2 separate regions of the Homo sapiens genome follow, and region 2 is linked to region 1. A link is a loop called in an ENCODE intact Hi-C map of the cell type or tissue named here. Cell type or tissue: ascending aorta. All regions are shown on one strand.

The links. A loop is a pair of places that touch in the nucleus more often than their neighbours do. Peaks named below come from ENCODE experiments on the same cell type or tissue, not always from the same donor. Only the 100,000 strongest peaks of a DNase experiment are listed, where the experiment ranks them.
Region 2: a loop joins it to region 1, with 4 times the contacts of the local background. A loop is called at or near these places in 12 of 110 quality-filtered maps.

The regions. Positions count from the first base shown.
Region 1 is chr1:68,226,316-68,228,815 of GRCh38, forward strand. The region is part of intron 1 of WLS (Wnt ligand secretion mediator); the gene reads right to left. Among named protein-coding and RNA genes, the nearest start is that of WLS, 5.0 kb to the right of the region's middle. In ascending aorta, no CTCF peak of the experiment used is centred here; no DNase peak of the experiment used is centred here.
Region 2 is chr1:67,839,362-67,841,861 of GRCh38, forward strand. The region is part of intron 1 of GNG12-AS1 (GNG12, DIRAS3 and WLS antisense RNA 1); the gene reads left to right. Among named protein-coding and RNA genes, the nearest start is that of GNG12, 7.1 kb to the left of the region's middle. In ascending aorta, no CTCF peak of the experiment used is centred here; a DNase peak (open chromatin) is centred at 1,257; H3K27ac peaks cover 2,500 bases.

The DNA.
Region 1 (2,500 bases):
AGGTAATCTTGTGCAGTTTTACTAGATCTTTCTGCACCTCAGTTCCCTTACATGTAAAAGGGGTACAAAAATACCAATTTGCCAAGGTTTTGTACAGATGAAATTAGACAGGCTTTGGCACATATTGCACATTCAATACATGTTAAACATTTTATCATTTTATTAATATATCTATTTCAAGATGAAATATTAATATAATTAGTTGATGGTATAATTAGTAGGGGTTCTAATTTCATACATTCTCGAATTCCCAATAAATAAGTGAAAATTATCTTGATGCTAGAAAACTACATCCTAGGAAATCTTTTGTTGTAAACTTAGATGACGAGGGGCTCTTTTCTACCCACAGCTCCCCTAGTTTACTCAAGCTCCATGTCTCCTCTTTACCAACCCCGTGTCGGCATGTAGCCCCATCCTGAGCACACAGTACACCCTAATAGATATTTTGCAAATCAGGCAAGTAGCACACAGGAGTTTTAAGGACCTTTATATAATTTCAACAAATTCAAAATTCTAAATCTCCATAGAAACACCTTTATGAGGAATATAAGGTAAGAAATATTTCTGCAGTTTATATGGATTTAAACATTTTAAGGTCAAATCATTGTAAAATGTCATGTAGGAAGGGAAGGCCTGAAGTCTCAATCTGGGTTTCAGGCAGGGAACCTGAAAACCTCACAAAGCCACACATAACACTATTAGCTCAAGGAAATGTTTCTCACTGTAACAGGAAAAGGGAAAGTTCGAATAGAAGTCTAGACAGGTTGTACTGAAAGAACAATCAGATGAAAGAGCAATTCAAGCCGGGCATCTTGTGCCTGTAATCCCAGCACTTTGGGAGGCCGAGGCAGGTGGATCTCCTGAGGCCAGGAGTTTGAGACCAGCCCGGCCAACCCGGTGAAACCCCGCCTGGCCAACCTGGTGAAACCCCGTCTCTACTAAAAATACAACAATTAGCTGGGCGTGGTAGCAGGTGCCTGTAATCCCAGCTATCGGGAGGCTGAGGCAGGAGAATCACTTGAACCCGGGAGGCGGAGGTTGCAGTGAGCCATTGCACTTCAGCCTGGCTGACAGAACGAGACTCCGTCACAAAAAAAAAAAAAAAAAAAAGAGCAATTAGAGATTGTTAGCATGAGCATGATTACACTGCAAGAACCAAATAGTTAAGTTTTTTTTAAGTCAAATATTGTAATTTCAATTACTCTTTTAAAAAAGAGTAATTGAAAACTCTTTTTAAGAGTTTACAAAAGAGTAAATTAAAAACATGCTCTTTTAAAAAAGATTAATTTATAAGGTTGCACAGTACTCCTACAAACCACATTAGATACTTCTAGTAGTTAACAAAGAGGAAAACAATGACATTTTACAAAATAAAAAGCAGAATTGAATACAGAAAAATATGACTTAACATCAACCAAAAACCAATTGATTAATCTTGTCAAGATTCTTGTCAAGATTCTCACCAGACACCCAAATACTGAAGGATTACAACTATTGCATCATTAAGATATATTAAAAGAAATGCAACAAGCTTAAAATCTAATAAATTGGAGAGTAAACACATATACTCTGCATAACTGTAATTTAATTTCTTAAAATTCTGCAACTTCCAAATAAACAACAGCAGCAGAAACAAAAGCTCACATAAATGGGTCACAGTAAAGACCAGTTGCCTCCACTTAAACAATACTAGCACAATCGTGTGGGCTACATCCTTGAAAGAAGTAGATAATCCATGCACAATTTGAGAAAATTGATTACATATGTGTGTATGTTATATCTTATACAGTATACATTACATCCTCAACATTAAAAATTTAAAAAGGCCACTCACATAAGTTACCTTTTGGAAGAAACAATGATCTTTTCTAAAGAAATAATAATTGGTGATTTGTTGATACTTACAGTTTATGTTTGGAATAGTCTCATTTATGGGTATGCTGAAAACAATGCAACAATTTTCTATTAATCCAGTTCTGATCTTCATACTCTTAGCAGTTTTAGAAGAGCTGAGAACAGTGACCTGCTTTTTCAACCATTATATTTCTGAGACATGACTAATTTGAAGCTGAGCAAATTGCACATAATGGGATTCAAGTTCATGATTTTTAGTCTGCACTCTCTTTTCAGGGTACATGGTCTCCTTCCCTCCCTGCTTCTACCACCACCCCCAAAGCTGCCTTTTCAGGAGCTAAATTCACCCAACATGAAATCAAAAGAGAATTATTTTTAAGTTTTCTGCAGGCTTATTTTTAAGGAGGATAAAGTTATATTTTTAAAAATATTTATCTTTTCCTTCAGGTACTACCGCATTTTTAAATAATTTCTAAATATTTAGAATGTATTTAGATGTATTTAGAATAGTAGATGTATCAGATGTATGGTTTCATAGTGGCTCAAAGTTTTTAAAAAAGCATTATATAAATCAGTGAATTTATAAATACCCTAAGTTCTACTATGTAAGATGTTGCTTTCAGAGCCTTTTTGCAAAATCCCATTA
Region 2 (2,500 bases), 390 kb before region 1:
CTCCACAGGTGTCTTATTGTTATTTTATTTCCTATTTCCTGGATTACTAGGGAGGTTGAGCACATTTTCTTCTATTTATTAGTCATCTGCAGTCCCAATACCAATTTGGGCATGGATCTACTTGCAGAGGTCTTTGATAGATTGTGCTGGATATTTCTGTATTCCTATAAATATCCTTGAGCTTTATTCTGGAATATAGTTAAGTTATTTGGAAACAGATTTGTCCTTTCAGTTCTGCTTTTAAGATTTGTTTAGCAGGATTGGAGCAGTTACCACTCTAGGTTTTTTGCCTCTATTGAAGCAAAAGGGGATTGTGTGTCTATTCAATGCTCCATAGATCTTGAGATTTTTTTCAACCTGGATGGTGGAAGGAGGGACTCTTCTTGGCCCTGTATGAGCATCAGGTACTGTTCCCTCTAATACCTTGCACATGGTTCTTCTCTCAGCCTTGGGTAGTTACTTCACCTGCAAGAGCCCATCATCACTCACCATACTCATGCTAGTTTCTGGATTTTCTTTCTGTACACTCTCTTCTCTCTGGTTCTCTGTCTTAGGAATTCTAGTTGCCTTAATCTCTTCTTGTCTCCATCACCTTAACTCAAGGAGTCCACCAGATTCTTCCTGAATTCCCCCTCTCTGCTGTGGCCTGGAAACTCCCTCAGGGGAGGGTGCTGGGGGAGTGGTAGGATACACCTCATCTGTTTCCCATCTCTCAGGGATCACTGTCCTCTTGTCACCTGATGCACAGTGTTTTGCAAACTGTGGTTTCATTTATTTTACCTGTTTTTAGGTTGCTACGGGTAGGACGGCAAAACTAGTTCTTTACTCCATCTTGACTAAAAGTAGAAGTTGCCCCTGTCACTCTAAAACATGTGTTATTCTTCTTTTTAACTTAGTGTTATCTAATATTATTGCCTGCCCCCCTCATCATGCTGTAAGCTCCATGAGGGAAAGTACTATGTCTGTTTTGTTTTCTGTTGCCTCCCCAGCACCTATAACATTGCCTGACACATAGTAGTACTCATTAAATATTGAATGACTGCATGAAAGCTAGACCAGGATGGAGATCATGAGAAAACTTGAATGATGAACAGGAAAATTGAACAGATTTTGCTGAGAGTGGAGGCTCCTATTCTGAAACCAGAAGAATGTAGGCCAAGTTCTATTCAATTGCAAAGTGAGGATCTTGAGCACTGCAATGCTGGTGACTTTACTCAAGCTAGTCTGTCTGTAAATCTGCCAAAGCTCTTGGCAGATTAGGTCACATTTTTGGAATCTGCTTGGAATTCAGGAACATGGCGGTCATAATGAATCATGATTTTGACCCTTCCTCTTAATCTGATTGGCTCTAAGCCCTTAACAAATATTAATTATGTCTCACAATGGAATTGCCACCCTGACCTCTTTTCTTAGACTGCTAACACTGGATACTGCAGTGTTCAGCCCTCCTATCCCATAATAACGTGCCTACTCCTCCTTCCCAAAAAAGGAAAGGATAGGGTACTGTTTCTATCAACATCCTTAAATTATTTAGTCAGTATCCTAAAGATGGACTTGACAATTGAACAATTTTCTTAAAAACCTCACTTGGTAATTGCAAAAGCCTGTCTACTGTTTTTTCTGACTCTAGTCTCCAAGACAGTCCTCTGAGGTACAGGAAAAAATTTTAGAAATCACAGCTACATTTAATTTTTGTCTTTTCCTTTTGTTATTATGGTAAGTCAGGTATATAATTTACAAAGACACATATATTAGGACTACATGCTCGAAGTCCTTACCGATGAAGTATACAATAAAAAATGTTTGGACATCACAGATCTCATCTCTGAATTCCCTGTAGTTAAGGCTGGCTTACTCTTCCTGTGAGGCACCTCTAATTGTGCCTCTTTCTTCTGCAAAACAAACAAAACCTCAACACCTCTGAGGCTTAAGTATAAGAAAACTTTTGCAGCAAGCTGAAGTTGAAAAGAAGGGAGTTTTTCTATGTAGATTCAAAATCCAGTCTGCAATTGTTTGTTAGTCCCCACATTTATGTAGCACATTGTAATTGTGTACTGCACTGAATATGGCTACAGGGCTTCCGATTTCAGAAGAACATGAGTCTGCTCTCAGCCAAGATTTGTATATATTTAGTTCTCTGTGAAGCCTCTCAGGTCCACTAAATTATGGACCCAGAACAAGTACGAGGCCATGAATATTTCCTAGGTGCCATGTTAGCAGACTGAATTGCTAAAGAGATTATAGAAATAACAAACTTTAAATATATGAAGTTATTTACCATCAAAGTAGTTTACAGAAGTAGCAATAGAGTAAAAATGAATCTACAATACACTGTGTGGGGTGTGTCTGTGTGTAGGGGTTGGGGCAGGGAACACCAAAGTGCCAGACACATGAATGAAGAAGATATTTTGGAAGAGGAACCTTTGGCCCTGGCCTCCCCATCTGACACCAAGTAGACTAGAAATGAACTGCTCAGTTGAGCCTTTACTGAATTCCTAAC